Regions from separate parts of the Homo sapiens genome. Here region 2 is linked to region 1. Evidence: chromatin loops called from intact Hi-C (ENCODE). Cell type or tissue: IMR-90. All regions are shown on one strand. Each heading gives the region's core, and the rest is flanking DNA. Links, peaks and the distances in the headings are about the cores only.

The links. Hi-C counts contacts between places; a loop is a spot of excess contacts. Peaks named below come from ENCODE experiments on the same cell type or tissue, not always from the same donor. Only the 100,000 strongest peaks of a DNase experiment are listed, where the experiment ranks them.
Region 2: it touches region 1 in a loop (4-fold over the local background); 2 of 110 quality-filtered maps call a loop at or near these places.

The regions. Positions count from the first base shown.
Region 1 is chr12:114,755,505-114,771,313 of GRCh38, reverse strand. It overlaps TBX3-AS1 (TBX3 antisense RNA 1), which reads right to left. Exons shown (of 2, transcript NR_187552.1): 2 at 3,326-4,030. Among named protein-coding and RNA genes, the nearest start is that of TBX3, 79 kb to the right of the region's middle. In IMR-90, for the core only: no CTCF peak of the experiment used is centred there; a DNase peak (open chromatin) is centred at 8,493; H3K4me3 peaks cover 189 bases; H3K27ac peaks cover 1,724 bases.
Region 2 is chr12:114,805,021-114,820,829 of GRCh38, reverse strand. No RefSeq gene overlaps it. Among named protein-coding and RNA genes, the nearest start is that of TBX3, 130 kb to the right of the region's middle. RefSeq lists enhancers at 2,825-3,347, 4,860-5,360. In IMR-90, for the core only: no CTCF peak of the experiment used is centred there; DNase peaks (open chromatin) are centred at 7,309 and 7,799; H3K4me3 peaks cover 878 bases; H3K27ac peaks cover 1,784 bases.

The DNA.
Region 1 (15,809 bases), core at 7,075-9,574:
GAACATCTCTCAGTGATCTGCCTTTCTGTGCTCCATGGCATAGTATAAGTGTCATCATTTCTTGCTTGGATTCTAAAAAGGGCTTCCTTAGTTTTTCCCCTACCCAAATCTATCTCTTAAGCCAGAACGACTTTTTGCTAATAAAACTCTCTTTCATAAAGTTCTTCAGTGGCTCCCCATGACCCTCAAAATTAAGCTGGAATTCACAAGAAGGCTCTTCAGGCCCTACATGATCTAAGCCCAGCCAGACTCCATCCTCATCTCACCCTGCTCCCTTCTCCAGGTTAATACTTAATTCATCCTTCAAAATTTAGCTTAGATAGCCAGGTGCGGTGGCTCATGCTTGTAATCCCAGCACTTTGGGAGGCCGAGATGGGAGGATCACTTGAGGCCAGGAGTTCGAGACTAGCCTGGCCAACATGGTAAAACCCCATGTCTACTAAAAATACAAAAATTAGCCAGACGTGGTGGCGGGTGTCTGTAATCCCAGCTACTTGGGAGGCTGAGGCAAGAGAATCCCTTGAACTCAGATAGTGGAGGTTGCAGTAATCCGAGATTGCACCACTGCACTCCAGCCTGAGTGACAGAGTGAGACTGTCTCAAAAAAAAAAAAAAAGAAAAAAATCAGCTTAGATACCACTTCCACCAGGAAGTCTTCCTTGCCTGCCCCTCAGGTGTAAGTCGGGTCCACCTACTCAGTACTCCAAGAACACTCTGTTATCATAGCACTCAGCACAGTGTGGTTTTGTTGCCTGTTAAGTTGTCTCTCTCCCCCAGATGGCAGTGGGTATGCACAGAGCTTCACACATTGTGTCTCGTATTTACCAAATGCCCTGAGCCATTTATCACAAGTACATGGAGAAAGCTAGGACTGAAAGCCATTGCTCACTGACTCCAGGGACTGTGTTCTGTCTACTGTTCCACACGGGTGTTGCTGGAAACACAAGAATCTGTCTAGACTAGCAGGCCCCAGAGGGGCTAGGCCCAAGTGTACAAGGGCTTGGAATGGCAAACACATGCTTCCACTTTCCAAACCCACATCCATGGCAGACATTACTAATGGACCACCACATTTCTTCTCATTGATCCCAGGCTTAACACAGGGCCCCAGCCAGTCTCCATCAGTTGACTCAAACTTACAAGTAAGGAGCCAGGCAGGGTGGTACATGCTTATAATCCCAACTAGCTACTTGGGAGGCTGAGGCAGGATGATCACTTGAGCCCAGGAGTTTGAGACCAGCCTGGGCAACAGAGTGAGACCCCGTCACTACAAAATTAAAAATTTTTTAAATTAGCCAGGCAAATTGTTGTTGTTTTTAAATTATAGACAGGGCCTCAGCTTGCACCTGACATGAAATCTGTTTACCATTGTTATCTATTGCCCAATGACCCTGTTTTGTGGACCAGAAAAAATGAAGCTCTGTCTTTCCCAATATCACGTGCAAGTTCATGTGAAAGCAGAGACAGGCCCTCTCCACTCCCAGTTTGGTGTAATTTCACCGCCCCTCCTGGCATCTGGAGACAAGCTTCTTACGCTGTGTGGTCAGCCTACCCTCAGGACATCTAGAGAAAGAAGCTTTCTTGTGAAACTGGGCCAGTAGACTCATAGAAGACTCTAAGGACAAGAACACCTTCTAGAATGACGCAGGGGACTTCCTTAAGTTTCCTGGAGGCAAGCCAGGCATGGAGGCTCATGCCTGTAATCCCCAAACTTTGAGAGGCTGAGGTGAGAGGATCATCTGAGGTTAGGAGGTTGAGACCAGCCTTGGCAACATAGCAAGACCCCATCCTACAAAAAATAAAAAATTAGTCAAAAGTGGTGGGTGACCCTGTAGTTCCAGCTACTCAAGAGGCTGGGATGGGAAGGTCACTTGAGCCCGGGAGGTGGAGAGACCCTGAATCTAAAAATAAATGAATAAATCAATAAATACAATTTTAAAATTAAAATTGGCTAGGTATGGTGTCTCACTCCTATAATCCCAGCACTTTGGGAGGCCAAGGCGGGAGGGTACCTGAGGTCAGGAGTTCAAGACCAGCCTGGCCAATATGGTAAAACCCTGTCTCTACTAAAAATACAAAAATTAGCTGGGTGTGGTGGCCCATGCCTGTGATCCCAGCTACTCAGGAGGCTGAGGCAAGAGAATCGCTTGAACCCAGGAGGCGGAGGCTACAATGAGCCGAAATCATGCCACTGCACTCCAGCCTGGGCAACAGAGTGAGACCCTGTCTCAAAAAAAAAAAATCCTTTAAACTAAGAAACCAACATTGGTTCATTACTCTGAACTAAACTCTAGATCTTCTTCAGATTTCATCCATTTTTCTGGCCCAGGATCCCATCCGGAGTACTATGTTGCCTTGAGCACATTCTCTTTTTGATAAATACAGTTCCTGGATTACTCCCTTTCTCCTGCCATGTAATTCCTTCTCTCACTCAGAAATGAATTTGTCTGTTGTTTTGCTTTGGTCTGGCTCATCCCCTCTCCCCCATTTTACAAATTATAGTTTAGGGAAAAGTTTCACCTGATTCTATCTAATATTGTCAGCAGCCCTTGTCCACCACATTCATTTTTCCTCTTTCTGTTTTAAAATCTAGTTCACATCATCAAAATGGCCACTAGCACTTCCTGAAAAACTTGGCAACACATTTTACTGTATTTCAAAAAAAAAAAAAAGTTCTGCTTTTTTTTCCCCCGTCCCCCCACCCCAAACTTCGTTTGTTCTTTTATGACTAAGGATATTTATCTCCTGCTTGCTTTAGAAGTTTATGAGCTGCTTTTGCTTTGAATTCCAGGCCAAGGTCAGTCCTCCTTTTGTCATGATGTCACGGCCTGTTGCCGTGGTTACCCCTGTGACATCATCAGACCAATCTGGGGGCCTGCTGGGGCAGGGGGGAGAGGGGCTTTGAAACCGCTCCTTTCATCTGTCTTTGGTGAGGGCGGTGTTGCTGCTTTTTGTAAAAGTTTTTGAGAATGGCGAGACACTAAAGGGAAGAGTTAATAAGATTTACTACCCCCCAAAATGCCGCAGACCCCTAAAAGTCAGGCCACAATCAAAGGCTGCAGGCTTCTGAAGGGAAAAAGGCTAAAGGAATAAACGCATTTCCAAAAACCAGAACTCTGTATCTGTAAAAAGACCACCAGTATGCCACAAGGAGAAACACGCACGCCTGCACGCACACAGGCACACACACACACAATTGGCCCTCTCAACCAAATTGCCTCTAGATGGAATGTATTTCACGAGGTGTCCCTTGGTCTTTAATCTAATCTAATCTGTCTCTCCCTCAGCATAAAAGCAAAAGTAAAGAATCACAAACCAGGAATGCTTGGTTTGAAAGGCTTTTTAATAAAAGGAGAAAAGAAAAAGAACAAAAGCCGAGTGAACACTCAACAGACAGTTTTCATGTCACTAAAACAGCATCTTGAAAAATGTTAATCTTTTTTTTTTTCTTTTCCTTAGGGTCAGGGGAAGGGAAAAAAATGTGTTTTTATGGTGAACATGTGTCAAGAGGACTCCATCCCATAAACTCGGTGCCCACAATAAGTATATTTGTGTAGTAATTAATGTGAGATCAGAGACACAAGTTTTGCCAAAAGGCCATTGTCAGTATGGGGTACATTATTTAGGTCAAGAATCCAGTTTTCCAAATGTGGTATACATTGTGCTCGCTGTAATTAAGCGTTTTGTCATCTAACGACAAAGCGAGCAAGAGTGACTCCCAGACGGATTATACCTAAAACACAGTTTCCAAATGTTTCTTCTTGGCAAATCTTTTAAGGAAATTCTATGCAGAAGGAATGTCAAGACATCTGTAATTAGATCTGGGAGAAAAGGGTGGAAGGAAGATTACTGGGCTATTTTTTTTATTTTGTCTCTCAAAGAGACCCCCTGTAATTCCACGTCCTGGCTGTCAAGAGCCTTATCCATCACGGGTTCCTGGGTCATCTGTCTTTGCATTCACTTTCTTGCCGAGGTCTCCAGTAACACCCTTGCAATGCCAATTCTCCTCCAAGAAGTTTACTGCAAGCCGCTGTGAAGACAGAACGGACAGCGTCCAAAGTGCCTTGGGCCAGGCCCGTTCTTCGAACTCGGTAGATTTTGTTTCTGAAGGTTTCTGCTTTGTCATGCGCCTGGAGGTCTTATTAAGAAAGTAGAGGCCAGGCGCGGTGGCTCACGCCTGTAATCCCAGAACTTTGGGAGGCTGAGACGGGGGGATCATGATGTCAGGAAATCTAGACCATCCTGGCCAACATGGTGAAACCTCGTCTCTACTAAAAATACACAAATTAGCTGGGCGTGGTGGTGCGTGCCTGTAACCCCAGCTACTCGGGAGGCTGAGGCAGGAGAATCAATTGAACCAGGGAGTCGGAGGTTGCAGCGAGCCAAGATCACACCACTGCACTCCAGCCTGGTGACAGAGGGAGACTCTGTCTCAAAAAAAAAAAAAAAAAAAAATGCCGGGCGCAGTGGCTCACGCCTGTAATCCCAGCACTTTGGGAGGCGGGCGGATCACGAGGTCAGGAGATCGAGACCATCTTGGCTAACAGGGTGAAACCCCGCCTCTACTAAAAATACAAAAAATTAGCTGGGGATGGTGGCGGGCGCCTGTAGTCCCTGCTACTAGGGAGGCTGAGGCAGGAGAATGGCTGAACCCAGGAGGCGGAGCTTGCGGTGAGCTGAGATCATGCCACTGCACTCCAGCCTGGGCAACAGAGCGAGAGTCTGTCTCAAAAAAAAAAAAGAAAAAGAAAAAGAAAAGAAAGCAGAATGGAGTGCAGTTTGTAGGTCCCAGGGCTGCAATTTGGAAGACATTCATATTGCAAGGGAAATTGAAGAGGGAGCTAAAAGGATCCTTCCAGCACTGTGCATTTCAACTTTTTGGAGGGGCCGCAGCAGTAGGGGGGTGCATATTGGGGTGCATAGCCCCATCTGGGTCTGATGTTGGATGTTGGTTTGCATCTGTTTCTAGTTTTGTATGTTGGTATGGGTCTGCTTGTGCATGAATATGCTCCTGTACGCCTGTGGGTCTTTTGCATGTGTTTGCAAGCGTGTGATGCCTCGCTGTGCATGGGTCTGGGGGGGGGGGGTGCTGTCTCTGAGCATATTGCTGTGTGTGTTTCAAAGGCCGCTATGTGCTTGCCACACGCTCGGGGGCATTTATAACTTTATGTATGTGCATGAAAGAGCAACTGGGAAATATACTGCATTCATTATACTTTATACTCCCTTTTCCAACCAACAGGCTATCTGCAGACCTCTCAGCTCCTCATCACCCAAATACGATCTTAGGGGGTTCACAAAATAAAACAGGTCATAAATCTCAAGACTGGCTAGAACCTGGGGAGTTTTAGACAGAGAGAGGAGGGGGAAGGGCGGCAGGAGGGAAGTGGGTAAGAAGGGGTATTTTGATGAGGAATCTCTGCCCCTTCATGAAGCACTTCTCCGTGATGCCAACTTAGAGGCAATTTGCTCTTAGTACTAGGTGGGATCAGTCCAAGCGTTTGGGGATTTCTCCTCTCACTCGACCCCCTCCTCTTCTCCGTGCTAACAGCCAAGAACAGATGTGCCCCACTTTAATAATGCTGACCAGCTGGGGAGGCTGCAGCAAATGTCCACAGTTTTTTCCCCAAATGCTGATGTCTAAGGAGGCCTCTGGGATGAAGACAGGGGTCTCTCAGGCACATTTTGGGATCCTCCTGCTTCCAGAACCTTCCTCAGGTTTCCCTGAAAGAGGACACTAAAGAAAATATGGAATGCCTATAGTCTGTGCTTTTGGTATCCATGTGGCTGCATTGGTGTCCATTATGACCCAAGATGCTACAAGTGTAATATTCTGGGGTCCTCTGGACTGAGATGGGACCAGCATGCGTGAATAGGATTCAGGACAGAGCCGCGAAGCCACGCTTTCCATTAATTAATTAATTAATTAATTTTTAAAGGCAGGATCTTGCTTGTTGCCCAGGCTGGAGTGCAGTGGCACGATCATAGCTCACTGCAGCCTTGAACTCCTGGGCTCAAGTGATTCTCCCACCTCAGCTTCCTGAGTAGCTAGGACTACAGATGCACTCCACCATACTTGGCTAATTTTTTTTTTTTAAGTAGAGACGGAGGTCTCACTATGTTGCCCAGGCTGGTCTCAAACTACTAGGCTCAAGCCATCTTTCTGCCTCGGCCTCTCAGTGCTGGGATTACACATGTGAGCTACTGGGCTGACTCACTTTCCCTTTATTTTTATTTTTATTTTTTTTTAATAGAGAGACAGGGTCTCATCTCACTATGTTGCCCAAGCTGGTCTCGAATTTCTGAGCTGGAGTTCTCCCACCTCAGCCTCCCAAAGTGCTAGGATTACAGGCATGAGCCACCACACCCAGCCCCATTTTCCTTTTAAATGGCTGAAAAGAGGCAAGCTCTGATTGTCGCCCACGTAGATTATTTTTTCCCCTCCAGAAGATGAAAAGGGCCATTTGTTTGTAGAAGTCTCAACCTGGCATATTGGTCCATTTCATGTGTCAGTTTGCAGTTTTCTCTCCTCTGAAGGGCTGCTTGGGGAACACAAAGGCAGGAAATTCGATTCTACACAGGCCCCGTGACATCTCTGTTTGAGGGTGTGTGTGTGTGTGAGTGAGTGTGTGTTTGTATGGCGGCTGACAACGTGTTCTCTTCAATCAGATCATTGCTTCATGGTCTTATTGTCCCTGCAGCTTTAGAAACAGCTGGGGGGATTCTGTAAGAATCATTTGAATAAAACTTCTCATAAACTGTCCACTACAGAGTTTGGGAAGATAAACCTGTACTGTTAGGATTTTTTTTTTTTAAGACAGTCTGTGCTGATTTTCCAAATGTATTTCTTTAATATATGTGCTCCTCTCAGCACATATATTCCTTTTTTTTTTTTTTTTTTTTTTTTTTTTTTTGTAGAGACAGAGTCTCGCTCTGTCACCCAGGCTGGAGTGCAGTGGTGAGATCTCGACTCACTGCAACGCCTGCCTACCGAGTTCAAACAATTCTCCTGCCTCAGCCTCCCAAGTAGTTGGGAACACAGACATGCACCACCACACCTGGCTAGTTTTTTTGTATTTTTAGTAGAGAGGGGGATTTGCCATGTTGGTCAGGCTGGTCTCAAACTCCTAACCTCAAGAGATCCGCCCGCCTTGGCCTCCAAAAGTGCTAGAATTACAGGTGTGAGCCACTGCGCTAGCTTCAGCACACATCTGCTTCTAATTCAGGTGCAACATACACAGAAAACTACACACATAACATATGCATACCTAGCATTCAGATTAAAAAGAAACAGACATCCCCAGAAGTCCCCACAGTGTCTCCTTCCAGTCAATATGCACTAGGATAAAGCAACCACTCTCCTGACATCTAACAGAATCGATTAGCTCTGCATATTTTTGTGCTTTTCATCAACAGAACCACACAACATCACACTTGAGTAGCTGGCTTCTTTCCTTCAAAATTAAGTGTGTGAGGCCCGGCATGGTGGCTCACACCTGTAATCCCAGCACTTTGGGAGGCTGAGGTGGGTGGATCACCTGAGGTCAGGAGTTCAAGACCAGCCCAGCCAACATGGTGAAACCCCATCTCGACTAAAAATATAAAAAAATTAGCCGGGTATGGTGGCAGGCACCTGTAATCCCAGCTACTTGGGAGGCTGAGGTAGAAGAATTGCTTGAACCCGGGAGGCAGAGGTTGCTGTGAGTCGAGATTGCCCCACTGTACTCCAGCCTGGGTGACAGAGCTAGACTGCCTCAAAAAAAAAAAAAAAAAAAAAAAAGTAAAAAATGGGCTGATTCAGTAGTATCTCGTTATTACCAAAAGTATCTCATCAATACTGAAAAAAAAAAATTAAGCACGTGAGATTCACCACATTGCTCTATGTATTTGTAGATCGATGACTTTTCAACTGGGATTCATTGTGTGCGTCAGGGGATGTTAGACAACGTCTGGAGACATTTTTGGTTGTCACAACTGGGGGTGCATCTAGTGGATGCAGACCAAAAATGCTGCACAACATCTTACAAGGCCCAGGACAGCCTCCCTCCCCGCCGCCCCCCGCCACACACAAATTACCCAGCCCCAAATTTTAATAATGCAGAGATAAAAAATTCCAGTTTGGATCCATCATTGTCCTGGCTGTGCTTTGATTCCTCTGAAACACCATTTTTAATACTTCCTGGATGCCTAGGCAGGCACAGTGGAGTTAGCCTGAACTTCAAGTTCAAAGCTTCAGCTCAGAGGCAAGTTTACTGACCTCTAGTTTTATCCCCGAGGTGGGGGCAGGGAGGGTGGAAGGGTATTGGGATTGGATGGGAAGATGGAAGGGAGCAAAGGAGGGTCTTTCCCTAATGGTTTCTTAATCTCGTCTGGTGATGAATTTGACCTTAGAAGGACGTTGCAAGCCACATCTGCCTCTCTGGCAAGCAGGGGAAGGAAATGACAGAAAAGTTCTTACAGAGCCACACCGATGTACACAGACATAAACAGACAACCGCACAAGTCCAAACAGACACCCCCCACAGCTCTGAACACACACATACACACGCACGCACACACGCACGCGCACACACACACACGCACGCACACACACACGCACGCACATACATACTCACCAGCCAACACCCGGCCACACAGCAGGCCCCAGAGACACACGCTAGAGGAGAAAAGAAACACCAACACTGTCCTTAAAGGGGCCTCTCTCCACATCCAGCTATTTAAAGAAATAGTTAAGCCGGCCAAGTTCAAGGAAACCCAGCCAGCGCAATGACCACGTCTGTCTTGTTCTGTCTTGTCGTATAACGCTTGGGCCTTGTCGTATAACACTTGGGCCTAAACTCAGGGTTTCTCCACCTCAGCACTCTTGATATTTCCAACTGGGTAATTCTTTGTTATAGGAGCCGGCCTGTGCATTGCAATATATTTAACAGTATCTTTGACCTCTACAAACTAGATGCACCCCAAGTTGTGTCAACCAAAATTGTCTCTAGATATTGCACAATGTCACCTGGGGACATCACCCCTAGTTGAGAACTACTGACCTAGCACTGCAGTGGGCTTATAGAAGCATCCTCCAAATGAATTTTTTTTTTTTTTTTTTTGACAGAGTCTTGCTCTGTTACCCAGGCTGGAGTGGAGTGGCACGATCATGGCTCACTGCAGTCTTGACCTCCCAGGCTCAAGCAATCCTCCCACCTCAGCCTCCCTAGTGGCTAGGACCACAGGCCTGTGACGCCACGCCTGGCTAATTTTTTAAAGTTTTTGTAGAATTGGGGTCTCACTATGTTGCCCAGGCTGGTCTTGAACTCCTGGGGCCAAGGAATTCATCCTCCTCAGCCTCCCAAAGTGCTGGGATTACAAATGTGAGCCACCATCCGTAATCCCAGCCCCACATGAAATATGTGTTGATTCAATCAATGAGCCACTCTCATTCCTTCTTGAAAATAAATGGGGACCAGCTACAGTGGCTCACGCCTTTGGGAGCACTTTGGGAGGCCGAGGCAGGTGGATCACCTGAGCCCAGGAGTTCGAGAACAGCCTGGCTAACGTGGTGAAACCCTGTCTCTACTAAAATACAAAAATTAGCCAGGCATGGGGGCGGATGCCTGTAATCCCAGCTACTCAGGAGGCTGAGGCAGGAGAATCGCTTGAACCCAGGAGGTGGAGGTTGCAGTGAGCCAAGATGGTGCCACTGCACTCCAGCCTGGGTGACAGAGCCAAACTCCATCTCAAAAAAAAAGAAATGGGCTCCTAAGAAGAGTCAGCTGATCTCTCCTCTTCAGCATCGACATACATCAAGAGTTAAAAAGAAAACAAAGTCGGGCACGGTGGCTCACGCCTGTAATTCTAACACTTTGGGAGGCAGAGGCTGGCGGATCACTTGAGATCAGGAGTTTGAGACCAGACTGGCCAAAATGGTGAAACCCCATCTCTACTAAAAATACAAAAAAAATTGGGCAGAGTGGCACACGCCTGTAGTCCCAGCTATTCAGGAGGCTGAGATAGAAAAATTGCTTGAACTCAGGAGGCAGAGAGTGCATTGAGCCAAGATCATGCCATTGCACTCCAGCCTGGGCAACAAGAGTGAAACTCCATCTCAAAAAAAAAACAAAACAAAACAAAAACAAAAAAAACAAGGCCAGACGTGGTGGCTCACAGCCGTAATCCCAGCACTTTGGGAGTCTGAAGCGGGGAGATCACCTGAGGTCAGGAGTTCGAGACCAGCCTGACCAACATGGAGAAAACCCCGTCTCTACTAAAAACACACAAAAAATAGCCGAGCATGGTGGCGGGCACCTGTAATCCCAGCTACTCAGGAGGATAAGGCAGAAGAATCGCTTAAATCCAGGAGGTGGAGGTTGCGGTGAGCTGAGATCGCGCCGTTGCACTCCAGCCTGGGCAACAAGAACGAAACTCCATCTCAAAAAAAAAAAAAAAAAAAAAAAAAAAAAAAAAAATTGGAGATAGGTCCTAGGCTTCTTCCTCTACCTGGAATCCCAGCCTCTGAGACTAAGGCTTATGCTGGATTCTGCCTGGGTGGGGGCCATCTCTGCCATCAATGACGACTCTTGAAGAAGCAGCCCCCAGAGAGATGCCTACGCCACATGTGCTCTGTCATTTGATTGACGGACATGAATGCACTTTTCCGGACGCTGATTGGGTTTTAATTGTGTTTGGAACATTGTGCTCCCCACGCACCAGCTGAATTTGCTTCTGCATTCAGAAATGTTTTCACCTTCTCTTTTCTCTGGTGTGTCTGCCATGCTGCAGTTGGTGGCAGTGAGAAGGGCGATTGGGACCAGACAGTGCATCTGTGGAATTTTCCACACATTAGCCAAACCGGATCTGGAGCTTTCTTTGTTTTTACCCCTCTCCCCCGAGGACATATGAGTCTGGAAACAGGCTGGGAAGTGGGACTTCTGGCAGACTTAGCTGTAGGCTTAGGTGTCTACTGTCTGCATGTGGGAGGTAGGTCAGCCTTCTACCATCATCTCCAGCAACTGAAGGTCATACAGTCATTCAGCAAACATCCTCCAAATGACAGAGCATATCAGGCACTGAGGTTACAGAGATAATATACCTGTTTCTGGCTTTCACGTAGCAAGAGAAAGACTACAACAGCTCATTCAAGCATTTATTTTCAGGTAGTCTTCTGTACACTTTATAAATACTCACCCAATGAATCATAAAAATAACCCTATAAAATAGGTTTTGTTTTTTTTTTTTTCTTTTTTGTTGAGACAGAGTCTCACTCTATTACCCACTCTGGAGTACAGTGCTGCGATCTCGGCTCGCTGCAACCTCCACCTTGCGGGTTCAAGTGATTCTCCTGCCTCAGCCTTCCAAGTAGCTGGGACTACAGGCGAGCGCCACAATGCCCAGCTAATTTTTGTATTTTTTTGTAGAGACAGGATCTTACCATCTTGGCCAGGCTGCCCTCAAACTCCTGACCTCAAGTGATCCACCCGCCTCGCCCTCCCAAAGTGCTAGAATTACAGGCGTGAGTCACCACGCCCAGCTAGGAGTATTTTTTAACAGCTTTATTGAGAAATAGATATACAAAGAATGGGATATATTTATTTATTTTATTATTATTATTTTTTAAAATAGAGATAAGTTCTCACTATTTTGCCCAGGCTAGTCTTGAATTCCTGTGCTTAAATGATCCTCCTGTCTCGGCCTCCTAAAGTGCTAGGATTACAGGCGTGAGCTACTGCGCCTGTATATATCCAAAACTGGATATATTTAACGTGTGTAAGTTTGATGAGTTCAAATGTGTGTGGACACCCGTGCTACCACCATCACATTCAAAGTAATAGACATATCCAACACCTTCCTAAGTGTCCTGTGTGCTTTTGTTTTTGTTATTGTTTTTTGTTTGCTTTTCCTGTGATAAGAACATTTAACATGAGATCTACCCTCCTATCATATTTTGAAGTTCACAATACTGTATTAACTATAGCACAATGTTGTACAGAAGAGCTCTGGATCTTACTCATCTTGCATGACTGAAACTTTATATCCACTGAACAACACCTCTCCATTTTCCCCACCCCCAGCTCCTGGCAGCCACTTTGCTTGTTTATTTGTTTGTTTGTTTGTTTTTGTAAGATATAGGATCTCACTTTGTTGCCCAGGCTGGAGTGCAGTGGTGCAAACATGACTCACTGCAGCCCCAACCTCCTGGGTTCAAGCGTTCCTCCCACCTACGCCTCCCAAGTAGCTTAGGGACCACCAGTTAAATTTTTTTATTTTTTCTTTTTTGTAGAGATGGTCTCTCCCTGTGTTGCCCAGGCTGGTCTCAGGCTCCTGGGCTGAAGCGATCCTCCTGCCTTGGCCTCTCGAAGTGCTAGGATTACAGCTGTGAGCCACCACGCCTAGCCAAAAACTTCATTCTTTTTCTTCATCACCTTTTTATATTTTTTTCTGTATGATCAATGTTACTTTTTTTCCAGTTTTATTTGACAAACACTGGGAGAATAGGTTTCTCTGTTTCCATCCTGTCTAGACCATGGACTCATTTTGGTAAATCATGAAACAATCATCATGAATCTAGATCTGGCTCTAAGCTTCAGGTTCACAGCACACCCGACCACAGACTCTCTCCACATAGCTTTAGACCTCACCCTAGAGCACGGACTTTGCGGCTATAAGGCAGAGAAAACTCCCCTAAGACAAAACTGGAGCATGGGCCAGGCACGGTGGCTCACGCCTATAATTCCAGCACTTTGGGAGGCTGAGGCGGGAGGATCACTTGAGATTAGGAGTTCAAGACCAGCCTCACCAACGTGGTGAAACCCTATCTATACTAAAAAAAAAATCCACAAAATTAGCCGGGTGTGGTGGCACATGTCTGTAATCCCAGCTACTTGGGAGGCTGAGGCAGAAGAATTGTTTGAATCTGGGCGGTGGAGGTTGCAGTGAGTTGAGATCGCACCATTGCACTCCAGCCTGTGCAACAAGAGCGAAACTCTGCCTTAAAACAAACGAACAAACAAACAAAACAAAACAAAAAAACTGGAGCATGGTTCAACTCAAAAGCATCCCATGATTCTAGTTACAAAGCAGCGTTCTCAAGGGTGCAAGTTCTAATGCTACAGAATGTTTCTTCTTGGTAAACATTTCTGGAATCAAGATTTAACCACTGGCCACCGAAGAAATGCCCCCTGGAAGAATCTGACTCAGTCCGTCATTTGCCAGCCCTGCATCTATTATGACCTGTGCAATAACAAGGGTTTACAAAGATGCCCCACTGCCCTCCCTTTATTTGGGTTAAATGGACATAAATTGTGAAGGCCTCTCTGCTGGAGACTGGGAATTCACAGAAGGAATTCCTAGTCCCTGCACTGTGGAGCTCAGCACTGACTCCATTTGCAAATAAACAAGTCCTTCCAATTTTCTAGCACTTTACAAAGTAGGAAGCATCTGCCAGACAGAGGCAAGAGTTGAACAAGAAGCCAAGTCTAGCATGAAGGAGTCCAAATGTATCTCCTAAACCAAGAGGCCAGACCACACAATAAGAAAAGTTAGGGGCCGGGGGCAATGGCTCATGCCTGTAATTCCAGAACTTTGGGATGCTGAGGCAGGTGGATCTCCTGAGGTCAGGAGTTTGAGACCAGCCTGGCCAACATGGTGAAACCCTGTCCCTACTAAAAGTACAAAAATTATCCAGGTGTGGTGTCACACACCTGTAATCACAGCTACTCAGGTGGCTGAGGCATGAGAATCGCTTGAACCTAGGAGGCGGAGGTTGCAGTGAGCTGAGATCACACCATTGCACTCCAGCCTGGGTGACACAGTGAGATTCTGACTCAAAAAAAAAAAAAAAAAAAAAAAAGTTAGGAGCAGGGATTGGAGACATAAGAGACCGGTGAGATCTGGGAAGTTAGAGTCATAGGTGAAGGCAATGCCCAGAACAGGCCTAGCTGTAATGAGAATGTTTTGGATGCTATGCCTAAACCACTGCTTAGCTGATGCAACACCCAGTCCCAGCATCCCTCTCCCTTCCTGCCGCCTACCATGAGTCTAAAAAATGAAAGATTCACCTTCCTGGCCTCTTGGCAGTTACAGTTGACCATGTTGCAGAGTTTGAGCTAATAAAATAAAGTCTTGCTCCATCGCCCAGGCTGGAGTGCAGTGGTATGATCTCGGCTCACTGCAACCTCCACCTCCCGTGTTCAAGTGACCCTCCCATCTCAACCTCCTGAGTAGCTGGGATTACAGGCACTCGCCATCATACCCAGCTAATTTTTTGTATTTTTTGTTTTTTAAATACAGACGGGGTTTTGCCATGTTGGCCAGACTGGTCTTGAACTTCTGACCTCAAGTGATCTGCCCTCCTCAGCCTCCCAAAGCTCTGGGATTACAGACATGAGCCACCACACGTGGCCAAGTTTTGATTTCTTATAAAGGAGAAATGCTGAAGAGGAAAGCCTTCTTTCTGGTGCCACTCCTTTGTCTTAATGGCAGAGATGTGATGCCTGGAGCTTAGTCAGACATCATTGAACAAGAGGCAAGCATGAGAATAACAAGAGAAAATACTGAAGACGGTGGAAGTGTAATAGAGAAAACTGGGATGCTGGTGACCTCACAGGGCAGCAGCCCACCTCTGGACTACTCATCATGTGAGAAAGATAGGCCCCTCGTCATTTAAATGACTGTCAACTGGATTTTCTGCTACCAAAAGCCGGGTGTGGTGGCCCACGCCTGTAATCCCAGCATTTTGGGAGTCTGAAGCAGGAGGATCACTTGGGGTCAGGAGTTTGAGACCAGCCTGGCCAACATAGTGAAACCCTGTCTCTACTAAAAATATAAAAATTAGCCGGGCGTGGTGGCCCGTGCCTATAATCCCAGCTACTTGGGAGGCTGAGGCATGAGAATTGCTTGAACTCGGGAGGTGGAGGTTGCAGTGAGCAGAGATTGTGCCACTGCACTCCAGCCTGGGTGACAGAGCGAGACTCTGTCTCAAAAAAAACAATAACAAAAACAAAAACCTTCTGAGCGTATTTGAATTTCCATCTTGCTAAACAGAGTTGTGGGTGGGGTGGAGCACCTTTGTTGGATAGGCTGTGGGTAGGAAGCAAATGTCATCTGATAAAAGTGTTGGCAACTAAGCTGAGAGGTGTTTGTGAACAACTGGAAATAAGCTACCTATACAACTGCAGGGGGCGGGTATTAGCTAAAGCCTGGTGTGTCATAAAATTTCAATTCAATTTAATTTTATTTTTTTTGAGGCAGGGTCTCACTTTGTGCCTAGGCTGCAGTGCAGTGGCACGATCGTGGCTCACTGCAGCCTTGACCTCCTGGGCTCAAGGGATCTTCCTGCCTCGGCCTCCCAAGTAGCTGGAACTACAGGAGCACACCACCACACCCAGCTAACTTTTAAATTCTTTATAGAGACGAAGCTTGACCATGTTGTCCAGGCTGGTCTTGAATTCCTGGGCTCAAGCAATTTACCCACTTTGGCCTCCCAAATTAATTGCTGGGCCTATAGGCATGAGCCACTGAGCCTGGCCCATGATGCCTCCTGACAGTGGAACACAACTGAGCTCCTGGTGTAGAGACAGATTTATTGGCATGGAGAAGCACATTCTATATTGCTAAGCTTTGTAAAAGCAGGTTAGCAAACAATCTGAAAAGAGAGATCTAGAAAGGTGTTCACTGGGGCTGGGTGCGGTGGCTCATGCCTGTAATCCCTACACTTTGGGAGGCCGAGGCTGGCAGAGCACGAGGTCAGGAGATCGAGACCACCCTGACTAACATGGTGAAACCTCATCTCTACTAAAAATACAAAAAATTGGCCGGGCGTG
Region 2 (15,809 bases), core at 6,516-9,015, 50 kb before region 1:
GTATATTTTTAACCATTTAACATGTGTAAAATTGTGCTATTATTTTTATTAGGTTCCTATTTTTTTACGTGTCACTGACAAAGTTTTTGAGTGCTGTTCCCTTCCCTATAACTTTTTTTTTGAGACGGAGTCTCGCTCTGTTGCCCAGGCTGCAGTGCAGTGGCACGATCTCAGCTCACTGCAACCTCCACCTCCCAGGTTCAAGCAATTCTCCTGCCTCAGCCTCACAAGTAGCTGGGATTACAGGCATGCGCCACCATGCTTGGCTAATTTTTTTGTATTTTTAGTAGAGACAGGGTTTCACCATGTTGGCCAGGCTGGTCTTGAATTCCTGTGATCCAATCACGCCTCTGCCTCCCAAAGTGCTGAGATTACAGGCGTGAGCCACCTGGCCCGGCCACCCTATGACTTTTAATGTGTGATTTTGCATAGTGCTTTGATTTTAATTATTGTAGCAGAACTGACTGCATACTTGTTTTTTTCCTAAAAAGATACTAGATATATTCTTATACACACACAAATATGTTCATGGATGTGTGTGTATGGATGGATAGAGTCCACTTTAATAAGCTGATAGCAGTCAATCAATTTATCATTAGGGATGGAGAGACTGAAGGAGGTGGCTACAGAGATTTTAGTCTTCTTTACGTAGGTTTAATATTTTTTAAGGAGAGTTTTTAAGTCAGGTCTTAATTGTATAGCTAAATTTTTAATTGTTTTAGAAAAAAGAATGCACTATTTGTACACCCACCTTCTTAGCAACATCATTCCCAACAGCCAAGCAGTGGAAGCAACCCACGTGTCCATTGATGGATAATGGATAAAGAGATTATGATAGATCCATGTAATGGAATATTACTTGGCGTTAAAGAATAAGAAAATCCTGTCACATGCCACAACAAGGATGGACCTTGAGGACATTATGTTAAGAGAAAGAAGCCAGTTACAAAAAAACAAACACTTTTTCTTTCTTTTTTTTTTTTTTTTTGAGACAGAGTCTCACTCTGTCACCCAGGTGAAAGTGCAGTGGTGCCATCTCAGCTCACTGCAACCTCCACTTACTGGGTTCAAGGGATACTCGTGCCTCAGCCTCCCGAGTAGCTGGGATTACAAGTATGCACCACCAAGCCTGGCTAATTTTCGTATTTTTAGTAGAGACAAGGTTTCACCATGTTGGCCAGACTGGACTCAAACTCCTGGCTTCAAGTGATCTGACCGCCTCGGCCTCCGAAAGTGCTGGGATTACAGACGTGAGCCACTGCACCCGGCCTCATTTACTTTTTTAACAGCAGCTCTCCTAATGGGTGGGAAGTGGTATCTCCTGTTGCTTTCTTTCTTTCTTTTTTTTTTTTTTTTTGAGACTGAGTCTCACTCTGTCTCCCAGGCTGGAGTGCAGTGCCACGATCTCAACTGACTGCAACCTCTGCCTCCTGGGTTCAAGGGATTCTCGTGACTCAGCTTCTTGAGTAGCTGGGGTTACAGACGTGCGCCACCACACCCAGCTAATTTTTGTATTTTTAGTAGAGACGAGTTTTCACCATGTTGGCCAGGCTGGTCTCAAACTCCCGACCTCAGGTGATCTGCCTGCCTCAGCCTCCCAAAGTGCTGGGATTACAGGCGTGAGCCACCACACCTGGCCAACAAATACTTTTTCTGCAGGGTTGTTAAACTAAGGTAACAAAATAAAAAACAAACAAAACAAACCAAAAACCAAACACTGTGTGATTCTACTCTACATGGCAGCTAAAGTAGGTAAATTCATAGAAACAGAGACTAGAACAGTGGTTACCAGGAGTTTGGGGGAGGAAAGACCAGGGAGTTGGTATCTAATGCGTACAGAGTTCCTGAGTGCAGTGGCTCACTCCCGCAATCCCAGCACTTTGGGAGGCCAAAGCAGGAGGATCGATTTAAGACCAGTCTGGGCAACATGGCAAGAACTCATCTCTAAAAAAAAAAAAAAAAAAAAAAAAAAAAAATAGCCAGGTGTGGTGGTGTGCACCTCTAGTCCCAGCTATTGGGGAGGCTGAGGTGGGAGGATCTCCTGGGCCCCCAGGAGGCGAATGCTGTAGTGAACAGTGATCATGCCACTGCACTCTAGCCTGGGCGACATAGTGAGACTCTGTCTCTAAAATTAAAAAAAAAGAAAATAGTAATAATAATTGGCACAGAGTTTCCGTCTTGAAAGATTAAAAAATTCTAGAGATTTGTTGCAAAAAAAAAATGTGAATAAACAACGCTACTGAATTGTACATTTAGAAATGGTTAAGATGAAAAATTTTATGTCATGTGTTTTTTTAATCACAATTTTTTTTAAAGAGAGGATCCACAGTAACAAACCAATATACCACATTAATTGCACAAATAAAGCAACATACATGCAGGTTATGCAAAAAGATATGGAAGAACCCATTCTTTGCAGCTTCTAAAACAATAATTGGCGGCATATAAGTGAACAAATGCTAGCTGGTTAACGCTGGTTAGTGGGCCTATTGGGTTGGTTGGCTGATTGATTGGCGAGGGCACAATGCCCCACCCAGAGGCCTAACATGACAGCAGAGTCAGGAGGGTGCCATAAATAACACGTTAACGACATGACGTTCGCAGGGCCAGGAATTCAGGAGGCGCCGCGTTGCTTTGCCCCTTTTGAATTCGCCGTGAAACCAGATCCCGCCTGCCTTCTACCAAGAAGGTGCCCGGAAAATCTGCAACCCAGGCACACAAGCGGGAGAAGTTCCAGGCCCAAGGGCTACAGGTCAGCCAGGGTCTCCGGCCCCCCGTCCTGTTCACCACCCACAGATGCCCCTGCCAGCTGCTCCAGGAGAGAGGCCCAGAGCTGAAATGGCACGCCTGCGTGCGTGCCGCATAGCAGGAGGACAATCTTGGCAGGCCTCTATGGGAAGCTTGCAGAACACCTGCCTCTGGGGTGTGTGGGGGCTGACCCTCTGTAGGGCCCCCACTTTCCCAGGGCCCTCAGTGATCCTCAGACGTGCCCTGGGCCCCAGCCACCGCTTTCAGCAGCAATCAGAGTAATGGCCCGCATCTGCTCCACTGATGAGTGGGTGGGTCAGGGAGACACAGCATTTCCAAGCACTTGTGCTTCCAGGATCTCAGAGCAGCGTGGGGGAGGAAAGGCAGCTCCAGCCAGCTCTGTCCCTGCCAAGCCAACACGACTGGGAAGCGCCATCTCCTCATTCAGAATCACCTTTCCCACCTCTTGGCCCACTCAGACAACCTTCAAAAGCTAGTTAATGTCGCCTTCTCTAGAGAGCCTCCCATGAGCCCAGGTCTCCCACCTCTGTCCACCGCCACGGAGTTTAGAAGCCCTGATAGTTGGATCCTCCTTGCCCAGTTCACTTCCCGGCTTAGAGGAGGCTGCTTAAAGCAAACTAAACAACAAAGGAAGGAGGACAAGGCCTTCTTAGTGTGGAGCTGCTGAGCTGGAAGTCAAGAATCAAAGAATCTGGCCGGGTGTGGTGGCTCATGCCTGTAATCCCAACGCTTTGGGAGGCCAAGGCGGGCGGATCACTTGAGGTCAGCAGTTCAAGACCAACCTGACCAACATGACAAAACTCCGTCTCTACTAAAAATACAAAAATTAGCCGAGTGTAGTGGTGCACACCTGTAATCCCAGTTACTCTGGAGGCTGACGCAGGAGAATCGCTTGAACCTGGGAAGCGGAGGCTGCAGTCAGCCAAGATCACACCACTACATGCCCACCTGGGCAAAAGAGTGAGAATCTATCTCAAAAAAAAAAAAAAAGGGAAAAGAAAAAGTAAAATGGTTAATTTTATGTTAAGTGAATCTCGACTCAATAAAAGAAAAAAAATTTCCAGGATTTCAAATCCATCTCTAATTCCTCCTAGTTTTAGAGCCCCCATAGTAACATCATTTTCCTGTTTCATAGTTGGGGAAATCAAGACCCAGATAGGAAACAGAAGTGGCTTCTGCTTTTAGATTTGGAGCTATTGTCAGGGTCTCCTGACTCCCCATCCACGGGTCTTTCTGTCTCCATGATGCCTCTTGGGCCTCATCCTGCTCCCAGCCAGCTGTGTCCCCTGCCCAAGTTTTCTCTCTTGAACCTGTTTCCTTCTACATAAAATTGGTGACTTGAGCAAGACATAATACCTTTCATATGATTTATGAGAGCATCTGGATGGCCACTAATTTTTACTCTAATAGTTCATTTTACCATGTACTAGAAAGTAAATACAATTGGCGGGGCACAGTGGCTCACGCCTATAATCCCAGCACTTTGGGAGGCCAAGGCAGGCAGATCACCTGAGGTCAGGAGTTCAAGACCAGACTGGCCAACATGGTGAAATCCCATCTCAACTAAAAATACAAAAAAAATTAGCCGGGCTTGGTGGTGAGCACCTGTAATCCCAGCTACTTGGAAGGCTGAAGCAAGAGAATCACTTGAACCCAGGAGGTGGAGGTTGCAGTGAGCCGAGATCATGCTACTGCACTCCAGCCTGGATGACAAGAGTGAGAGTCTGTCCCAAGAAAAGAAGAAGAAGAAGGAGAAGGAGAAGAAAAATACAATTAGCAAATCAAACTTTCAGCAATAGAGACTGAAGTGTGTGTATCTAAATGTTTTCTTTTTAAAAAAATTTTTCATGGGCTGGGAGTGGTGGCTCACACCTATAATCCCAACACTTTGGGAGGCCAAGGTGGGTGGATCACTTAGGCCAGAAGTTCAAAACCAGCCTGGGCAACATGGGGAAAACCAGTGTCTACTAAAAAAATCCAAAAATTAGCCAGGCATGGTGGTGCACACCTGTAATCCCAGCTACTTGAAAGGCTGAGGCACAAGGATCACTTGAACCCAGGAGGTGGAGGATGCAGTGAGCTGAGATAGCGCCACAGCACTCCAACCTGGGCAACAGAGCAAGACTCTGTCTCAAAAAAATAATAATCATAAAAAATGAAAATGTCGTGAATGCTTGCTTTCCTCTAAAAAATAATTCTTGCATTTGCCACACAAAAGCTAGAGAGCTTGACTATGTCTGTATCCCTTATTGGTGGGAAAGACTCATGTGTGCAGGCCTTAAAATAGATGTTTATTTAATTTTTTAAGTGAGTTGGTTTAGAGGAAAATATGAAGAGAGTAATCCTACAGGTGGTGTAATCATGGAAAAACAGAGCTAAGAAGGAACGTGGCTGACTGAAGTACAGGACTTGCTGGGTGGCAGCTGTGACATTCTACGAGCCCATGACAAGCCTTGGGCTTCCCCTGCCCCCTAGCATGGCTATTTAGGGTTCCAACCTAAAACACACCAGCCGGGATTGGCAAGGAGACAGGTGGGGCCTTGCGGGGACCCTCACTCGGGGAAACATATGAAGCTTTGTCTCCCAGCAGCCCCATGCTCCATACAACTGTTGGTCAGGACCCTTGGGCTCCATCCCTGGTCTGCCCAGCCCCCTTTTTAGCTCCCTTCCCCTGGTTCCCCCCTTACCTCCCCAGATATCTACATGGTGACCTCATCCTCCAAGCCCAAGCCCTGGGCTAGCCGCCCTGCTGAGAAGGGACTTTGAGGGAAAGACGTAGGTATAACCTCTCCAAGGGAAAGTGTCTACACTGAAACCGTGCCCAAAAAAAGTATTTAAATTGAAGCCCAGGGGCATACCTTTCTGAGGGTGGAATTTGAGGCCATGTGACAGGTGGCAGGGGGAGACATTTTTGGACGGTGGGGGACTTGCCAACATCTTTTGAGCGCATCCCCTAGGCAGCTGCTGAGTCCAGCATTTGGACAGGCAGGCAGTTCTTTTTCTGGGCAACTTCATTTCAGGAGTGGACAAGTTTGGCCTAGCTGGGCTGGCTGGAGGCTCTCAAATCCTCCAAAAGTTACCTTGCTACACAGTTTCTCCCCGGCAAGCTCAACCAAGAATTTGGTGGAGCTGGAAGAATGTAGACGTTGGAGCTGGACAGATCTGAGTTTGAGTTCTGGCTCTGTCTCTGGCCAGCTGTATGGCTATGGGTGTGCCCCTGCACCTCTGGGCCTCAGGCTCCTGCCTCCAACAGGAGGTGAATAATTCCAAACTTTGAGAATGATCAAAATGGATGTCCACAGAAGGCGGCACCTTGTAGGTGTGGATAAGCAGTGTATTATTTTAAAGAAAAGGTGAATTTTCTTTTAGACATAGCCCATCAGACTATGGCTTGGGGACTAAAAAGAAATGTCACCCAACAAAATATAATCTGGGTATATGTACGTTTGGGGATGAGGGATGAAAACATGAGTAGATGAAGAAAGAGAAGAAAACATTCCTTTAGACCAGGCTCAGTGGCTCATGCCTATAATCCTAAAGCTTTGGGAGGCCGAGGCAGGAGGATCACTTGAGGCCAGGAGCTCGAGACCAGCCTGTGGGCAACATAGCGAGACCTCATCTCTTCCAAAAATTTTAAAATGAGCTGGGGGTGGTGGTAAGCTACAGTCCCAGCTACTCAGGAGGATGAGGTGGGAGGATGGCTTGAGCCTGGGAGTTCGAGGCTGCAGGGAGCTGTAATTGCATCACTGCACTCCAGCCTGGGGGCAACTGAGCATGACCTGAAAAAAAAAAGAAAGAAAGAAAAAGAAGGAAGGAAGGAAGGAAAGAAAGAAAAAAGAAAGAAGGGAGGGAGGGAGGGAAAGGAAGAAAGAAAGAAAAGGAAGGAAGGAAGGAAGGAAGGAAGGAAGGAAGGAAGGAAGGAAGAAAAAAAGAAAGAAAGAAAGAAAAAGAAAGAAAGAAAGAGAGAAAGAAAGGAAAGAAAAAAAGGAAGGAAGGAAGGAAGACAGACTTTCCTCCAAATACATTTTTATACCTCTGGTTATTGAACCCAAGCAACCTTATTACCTACTCCCAAGATGAAATTTACAAACATACATCATGCAGGAGAGTAGCCTAATGTCCGCATGGTCCCCCCCAGCCCCGACCCCACCCCCCGCCATGCACACCCCCCGTCCCCACCCCTGATCGCAAACAAGGGCATTGCTTTGTGTCTCCCCTTAAGGCAGTTTGTAAAGAGCCCGAGTAAGGAGCGAAAACAAGGGCAACCCTCAAACAAGTTGTTGGACTTCGCCAAGCAACTGGCCTCCCCATCGCTAATTAAGTTAATCCGGGTGGGTTTTTCTTTTCTTTTCTTGCCTGATTCCCTCCTGCAGAATCAGCAGGAACACCAAAGAGAAATGTTCATGGTAACCCGCCAAGCAGGCCTTCTCTTCAGCTGACAAGATGCATTAACGCCACAGAGAAGGGAAACTTCCCCCCTACACCACACGAGTAATAAAAAACCTGTTTTGTTTTCAGCTGACCACACAGCGCATGTGCCAGGGTAAATAGATCTCCTTTCTGCGGCTTTTCACCCCCTTCTCCTCCACCATCCCCACCCTCTTTCCATGTTTGGGGAGTTTTGATATGTCATAACATTGTGTCTGTTTATCTGAAATATTTCCACTCAAAATGCTTGTTTGCTCAACCAGACTGACATGTTGACATAGCTCCCGACAGCTGAGTGACTCCGATTGAAATAAAATGTAAAGTAAACACATTTGCATACAGTTTATATACAGCCTGGGTCTGAGGAAGCAGAGGAAGTAGGGAGATTGAAATCCGAATTTCTTATCTTCCATCACCCCGGCCTTCAGGGACCCTCCCTTCTTTTTTCCAGCTCTCTGTTCCCGAAATGCCTCCTGAGTCATAGGCTCAGCCTGCCTTTGGGGGTCCGAAAAACATCCTTTCTAGTTTCTGCCTGATCTAGTTTCTTCCCTTCCTCGACGGGTGCGTTTGAAGGCCTGAGTAATTTTCTTACGAGCTCTGAGAGCATGAGCCCAGGCGAATCCAAACAAACGAGCTGTGTGTGTTTGAGCAGATTCCATCCTTCTTTGAGCCTCTTTTTGTGAAATGAGGGAGTTGCACTCAAGTTGATCTCTTGGAGATTTCCAATGTTGATCTTCTGTGTAGCCTGTCTCAGATACTCAGGAACACCACACTTTTAATGGTTGAGCTGTCCTGTCCTGGCACACAGAGACTAACTTGCTTTTTTTTTTTTTTTTTCTTCTTTTTTTTTGAGATACGCTTTTACCCTGTCGCCCAGATTGGAGTGCAGTGGTGTGGTCCCAGCTCACTGCAGCCTCCAACTTTTGCCTTCAGGCCATCCTCCCACCTCAGCCTCCCAAGTATCTGAGGTTATAGCCACAAGTCAGCACACGCATTGAAACCAATTTTCTCTTTCTTTTGTTCTCTTCCTTTTTTCTTTCTTTCTTTCTTTCTCTTTCTTTCTCTTTCTTTCCCTCTTTCCCTCCTTCCTTCCCTCCCTTTTCTTTTCTTTTCTTTTTTTTTCTTTTTCTGACACAGAGTCTTGCTCTGTAGCCCAGGCTGGAATGCAGTGGTGTGATCTCAACTCACTTCAACCCCCACCTCCCGAGTTCAAACAATTCTCCTGCCTCAGCCTCCCAAGTAGCTGGGATTACAGGTGCCCACCACTATGCTCAGCTAATTTTTGTATTCTTAGTAGAGACGAGGTTTCACCATGTTGGCCAGGCTGATCTTGAGCCCTTGACCTCGTGATCTTCCCACCTCTGCCTCCCAAAATGTTGGGATTACAGGCGTGAGCCACTGCACCCGGTCCCTTCCTTCCTTTTCTTTTTTGAGACAGGCTCTCACTCTGTTGAGCAGGCTAGAGTGCAGTGACATGATCACAGCTCACTATAACCTCAAACGCCTAGACTCAAGAGATCCTCCCATCTCAGCCTCCCAAGTAGCTGGGACTACAGATGCATACCACCAATCTGGCTAATTTTTTTAAATTTTTTCAGCCTCCTGCTACACCCAGGCAAGACTAATTTCTTTTTTTCTTTCTTTTTTTTGAGACAGAGTCTCGATCTGTCTCCCAGGCTGGAGTGCAGTGGCGTGATCTCAGCTCACTGCAAGCTCCGCCTCCCAGGTTCACGCCATTCCCCTACCTCAGCCTCCTGAGTAGCTGGGACTACAGGTGCCCGCGACCACACCCAGCTAATTTTTTTTTATTTTTAGTAGAGACAGGGTTTCACCATGTTAGCCAGGATGGTCTCAATCTCCTGGCCTCGTGATCTGCCTACCTCGGCCTCTCAAAGTGCTGGGATTACAGGCTTGAGCCACTGCGCCCGACCGACAAGGCTAATTTCTTTTTTTTTATATATATACTTTAAGTTCTAGTGTACTTGTGCACAACATGCAGGTTTGTTACATATGTATACATGTGCCATGTTGGTGTGCTGCACCCATTAACTCGTCATTTACATCAGGTATATCTCCTAATGCTATCCCTCCCCTCTTCCCCCACCCCACAACAGGCCCCGGTGTGTGATGTTTTCCACCCTGTGTCCAAGTGTTTTCATTGTTCAATTCCCACCTATGAGTGAGAACGTGTGGTGTTTGGTTTTCTGTCCTTGTGATAGTTTGCTCAGAATGATGGTTTTCAGCTTCATCCATGTCCCTACAAAGGACATGAACTCATCATTTTTTATGGCTGCATAATATTCCATGGTGTATATGTGCCACATTTTCTTAATCCAGTCTATCATTGATGGACACTTGGGTTGGTTCCAAGTCTTTGCTATTGTGAATAGTGCCGCAATAAACATAGGTGTGCATGTGTCTTTATAGCAGCATGATTCATAATCCTTTGGGTATATACCCAGTAATGGGATGGCTGGGTCAAATGATATTTCTAGTTCTAGATCCTTGAGGAATCGCCATACTGTCTTCCACAATGGTTGAACTAGTTTACAGTCCCACTAACAGTGTAAAAGTGTTCCTATTTCCTCCACATCCTCTCCAGCTCCTGTTGTTTCCTGACTTTTTAATGATCGCCATTCTTTTTTTTTTTTTTTTTTGAGACAGTGTGTCGCTCTGTTGCCCAGGTTGGAGTGCAATGGCGTGATCTCAGCTCACTGCAACCTCAACCTCTGCCTCTGGGGTTCAAGCGATTGTCCTGCCTCAGCCTCCCAAGTAGCTTGGATTACAGGCGCCCACCATTATAACCAGGTAATTTTTTTTTTGTATTTTTAGTGGAGACAGGGTTTCATCATGTTAGTCAGGCTGGTCTCGAACTCCTGACCTCAGGTGATCCGCCCGCCTCTGCCTCCCAAAGTGCTGGGATTACAGGTGTGAGCCACTGCGCCTGGCCTAATGATCGCCATTCTAACTGGTGTGAGATGGTATCTCATTGTGGTTTTGATTTGCATTTCTCTGATGGCCAGTGATGATGAGCATTTTTTCATGTGTCTGTTGGCTGCACAAATATCTTCTTTTGAGAAGTGTCTGTTCATATCCTTCACCCACTTTTTGATGGGGTTGTTTGATTTTTTTTTTTTGTAAATTTGTTTAAGTTCTTTGTAGATTCTGGATATTAGCCCTTTGTCAGATGGGTAGATTGTAAAAATTTTCTCCCATTCTGTAGGTTGCCTGTTCACTCTGATGGTAGTTTCTTTTGCTATGCAGAAGCTCTTTAGTTTAATTAGATCCCATTTGTCAATTTTGGCTTTCGTTACCATTGCTTTTGGTGTTTTAGTCATGAAGTCCTTGGCAAGGCTAATTTCTTAACTCCCCCCCCCCCCCGTCCTTAGGAAATGGAGCTCCACCTAATTCCTCGCTCCTTCTCTCCAGTTTCATAAAGGAATCCTAAGACAGCACTCAGAAAATCCAGGGATAGCAACGCCTTGTCTAAGTCTCCGTCTTATACCAGTGGCACACAAGACTAAAAGAGTGCAGTACTTCTTTTCTCTAAGCATCACACAACCTCAGAACCCTACTTAACACAGCGGTCCCAGTAGCTAACACACTGATTAGAGTTGGCTTTCAAGATGCAACCCATTTCTCACCTCTCGTCCAATCCAGTGGTTCTTAGAGTGGGGTCCCTGGAGCAAGAGCAGTGATATTCAGGAGGTCTTTGGTGGGATCCAAGACTCCACATTTCTAACAAGCTCCTGGGTGGTCAATGCTGCTAAGCTGAGGACCACACTTTGAGTAGCCAGCCTGTGACCCCCTGTAACCTACCCCTCCAAATGCTGCCAGCCTCTCAGATGCCCATTTGCAGATTCACTTTTGTTCCTCATCCTTGTCAGACAGTTCCAAGACTACAGCAAACTGGACCTGACCACCACATGGGTACATTTCAAAACGCTTATTGACACACACCGCAAAGAAAAGGAGTATCAAAGCACAGCATTTGCCTAGAGAAACCCAAACACTGTGAAAGGGCTGAAAGATAAATTCAGGCAAATATGTTTGCATACAGTTGACAGGCTTTTGCCCAGACCCAAACTGCTCTCCAGGTGAATGAAGCCACCGTTACAACTTGCCTGGGGCCTGGCAGAGCTTGGCAGAGCTTGGCAGGAGGCAGGAGGCCACCGTATGATTGCAGAGCCTGTGCAACTGACCCTCCTTCCTGCCTCTGAGACCCTCCCCTCATCAGAGGAGCTGGATCTCAGTAAATCATTCTGACACTCTTGCCCGTTCCCTGAGCAGAATGGGCAGTCAACAGAGGGTTACTCATAGCACCACGGGCTGCAAGCCTCTACCCTAGGGAAGGTGCGTGAAGGCAGCCTCAGACTCTGTAAGCACCACTGGATAAAGAGGCAAGAGAAGGGGTCAGGTGGGGTGGCTCACACCTGTAATCCCAGAGCTTTAGGAGGCAAAGGTGGGAGGATTCCTTAAGCCCAGGAGTTCGAGGTTGCAGTTAAGCTATGATCACACCACTGCATTCCAGCCTGACGGGGGAAAAAATAGGCAGAGAAGGGAGGACTACAAGGAATCCTAATTTATTTAATCGTAGAATATGGGATGCCTCAGACTGGGCTGTGCCTGGTCATACTTCTTGCCTTTTCCTACCTGTTCTGTGCTAAACCCAAAATGCATTCCCTACTCTTCTCTAGTTGTTCAATTCCAATGTTAAACTCACAGTCCTCCTCTTTATCATACCTAATATGCAGTAAGCACCTAAAACATGCCACAGACTGGGCTAATAATTTAACCAAAATTAGTTTACCATAATGCCACCACGTAGCCCTTTATGAAAGATCAGGCCAGGCGAGGGGGCTCACGCTTGAAATCCCAGCACTTCGGGAGGCCGAGGTGGGTGGATCACCTGAGGCCAGGAGTTTGAGACCAGCCTGACCAATGTGGCAAAACACTGTCTCCACTAAAAATACAAAAATTACCCAGGCATGGTGGTGTATGCCTGTAATCCCAGCTGCTCGGGAGTCTGAGGCAGGAGAATCGCTTGAACCCGGGAGGCAGAGGTTGCAGTGAGCCGAGATTGCACCACTGCACTCCAGCCTGGGCAACAGAGCGAGACTCCATCTCAAAAAAAAAAAAAAAAAAATCAGAAAGCAGAGACTTGGAGAAGAAAGGTAGCTTGCCCAAGGCCACATCACTTATAAGTGGCAGAGCCAGGGCTTGAATCCTGGTCAATTGGGTTGAATAGCCAGTGCTTTTGAAGGCTCAGAGCAAGCATTCGTTCCTCCAGGAGCTCTTCCACAATTACCCACTCTCATGCAGGCCCTCCTGTGTGTCCCCAGAGTACCCTCTATGTGACCTCTATTGTAGCACTTCCTGCACCATCTTGCTTTGCACCTCAGGGCCTTTGCATTTGCTGTTCCTACCACCTGAAATGCCCTTCCCCAGCAAGTCTCCAGTCTTTACCTCATCTGGGTCTGTATTCCTTTTCAATGGCTGCTGTAACAAATGATACAAATTTAGTGGCCTAAAACCACACACATTTATGATCTTCCAGTTCTGGAGGTGGACAGTTTAAAATGGGCTGGCCAGGCTGTGTTTCCTCCACAGGCTCTAGGAGACAATGTATTTCCTTGCCTTTTCTAGCTTCTCCAGGCGGCCACATTCCTTGGCTCATGGCCCCACGTCCACTCCTTCCATCATCACATCGTCTCTGACTCTGACTCGGAACCACCCACTTCCCTCTAATCAGGACCCCTGTGATGATCTAGGGGCCATCTGGATAATCCAGAATAATCCTTTCAACTCTAGAGCCTTCATGCAATCACCTCTGAAAAGTCCCTTTTGCCGTGTCAGGCAACATCCTCACAGGTTCCAGGGATTAGGACATGAACATCTGTTTGGGACCATCATTCTGCCCACCAGAGGATTTCTGTGTCAGATCTAAACCAGCATCTTCCATCACGTTCTGCTGTCCTTCCCTGATATTTTTCCCCAGAGCATTTGCCACCATCTGATATATCCTGAAGTTATTTGCCTGTTACCTGTCATTCTCCCACAAAAGAAGAGAATATCTCTTAGGCACTGCTGACTCCCTTGAACAATGCAGGCACACAGTAGGTGTTCAATAAAGGCTTTTGAATAAACGATGATTTATTTGTTTATTTATTTGTTTGTTTATTTATTTGAGACCAAGTCTCACTCTGTTGCCCAGGCTGGAGTGCAGTGGCATGATCTCAGCTCACTGCAACCTCTGCCTCCCAGGTTCAAGCGATTCTCCTGCCTCAGCCTGCCGAGTGGCTGGGATTACAGGCACGCACCATCATGCTCAGCTAATTTTTGTATTTTTAGTAGAGACGGGGTTTCACTGTGTTGGCCAGGCTGGTCTCAAACTCCTGAACTCAAGTGATCCGCCTGCCTCGGCCTCCCAAAGTGCTGGAACTACAAGCGTGAGCCACCATTCCTGGCCTTGAATAAACAATGATTGATGTCATGGTGGATTGTCCAGATTTCTTTTGTCACTGGGACCCCAAGGGCAGAGGCCCTGTCTGATGGCTTCATCTTCTCAAACATGGGCTAGATGAACCTACTACTTGCTCAGCCCTGCTTTTTTGCAACCACCAGCCCCAGGGAAAATAGAAGAAATCCTGAACTTCACACGCTAGAATTCACACAGCTGAAGAGTGTCCCAACACCCCAGGGGCTCCTAATGGGGAAATTATACACAGGCAGAGGAAAATGGGGTGTTGGTAATGTCACCCCCATCCTGAGTAAGCCTGCCTGGACCAGGCTTTTCTGTCCTGGCCCCAAGTTCTTTCCCAGCCTTGTCAAACAGCCGAGTGATTTAGCAAGAAAGCAGGTTCTTGCCACATTTATCCATACGTGGGTCAGGGCCACATCCTGTCTATGTGTCCATTTCTAAGTACAAGAGGAGAAATGAAACCCTTCCAACTGTGGTCACATGATTTTTTTTTTTTTTTTTTTTTTTTTTTTTTTTTTTTGAGACTGAGTCTTGCTCTGTCACCCAGGCTGGAGTGCAGTGGCACGATCTCGGCTCACTGCAACTTTTGCCTCCCAGGTTCAAGCAATTCTCGTCCCTCAGCCTCCCAAGTAGCTGGGACCACAGGTGCATGTCACCATGCCTAGCTGATTTTTTGTATTTTTGGTAAAGATGGGGTTTTGCCATATTGCCCAGGCTGGTCTTGAACTCCTGAGCTCAAGCAATCTGCTCACCTCAGCCTCCCAAAGTGCTGGGATTACAGGCGTGAACCACTGCACGTAGCCATGATTTCTTTTTTTCTGCTCCCAACTTTCTATCAACCTTATCCCACCATCCCCTCATCCTAGAGTTGGTGTTTGAAAATGTTGTGGGAGAAAAGAGAATGAAAAACAAGAAATAAAATCTGACTGTTTTGCTTCTCTGCTTAAAACCATCCTATGATGGGTGTGGTGGCTCATGCCTATAATCTCAGCACTTTGGAAGGCCTAGGCAGGAGAATCACTTGAGTCCAGGAGTTGGAGACCAGCCTGGGCAACACAGTGAGACCCTACCTCTACAAAATTAGCTGGACATAGTGGCACATGCCTGAACTTCCAGCTATTTAGGAAGCTGAGGTGAGAGGATCTCTTGAGCCTGGGAGGTCAAGGCTGCAGTGGGCTATGATCGCACCACTGTACTCCAGCCTAAGCAACAGAGTGAGACACTGACTCAAAAAAAGAAAAGAAAAGAAGGAAAGAAAGAAAGAAAAGAAAAAAACCTTGGGTATCATTTTCCTGGCTTCATCTCTTACTAGCTGTGTGGCTTTGGACAAGTTGCTAAACTTCTCTGTAGCTCAGCTTCCTTAACTAGGATATGAGGAGAATAAAAGTGTCTTAGTCTGTTTTGTGCTGCTATAACAGAATATCATAGACAGGGCAATTTATAAAGAACAGAAATTTATTTCTCATAGTTCTGGTGGCTGAGAAGTCCAAGATCGTGGTGCCAGCAGGTTTTGATGTCTGATGACAGCCCAGCCCCACTTCAAAGAAGTCATCTTGAATGTCTCATCCTACGCTAGAACTTGTTATGTGGCCTCAATCAACTGTAAGGGATGTCGGGGGCAAATGGAGTATTTGAAGAGCACTCCTGTGTCCCAAACTTCCAGTGGGAGGAACACTACTGCTCACACGGTGGAAGAGCAGAAGAGAATAAACCCACTGGCAAGCCCTTTTTATAGCAGCATTAATTCATTCATGAAAGCAGAGCCCTCAAGACCTAAAATACCTCCCATTAGACCCCACCTCTCAAAACTGTTGCATAGGGGATTAAGTTTCCAACACATGGATTTGGAGAAGACAACAACATTCAAACCACAGCGAATAGTAACCGACCTCTGTCCTCAAGGACACAGTGACTCGACTTGATATATGTAAAGTGCTCAGCACAATGCCTGGCACACAGCAAGTGCTCAAAAACTGTGGAATGTATTTTGGCAGTTCCTCAAAAAGTCCAACGTCAATCTATCATATGACCCAGCAAGTCCACTCCGAGGTAAATACCCAAAAGAAATGAAAAAAATATGTCCACATGTCCACACATTGTACGTGAATATTCACAGCAGCATGCTACATGA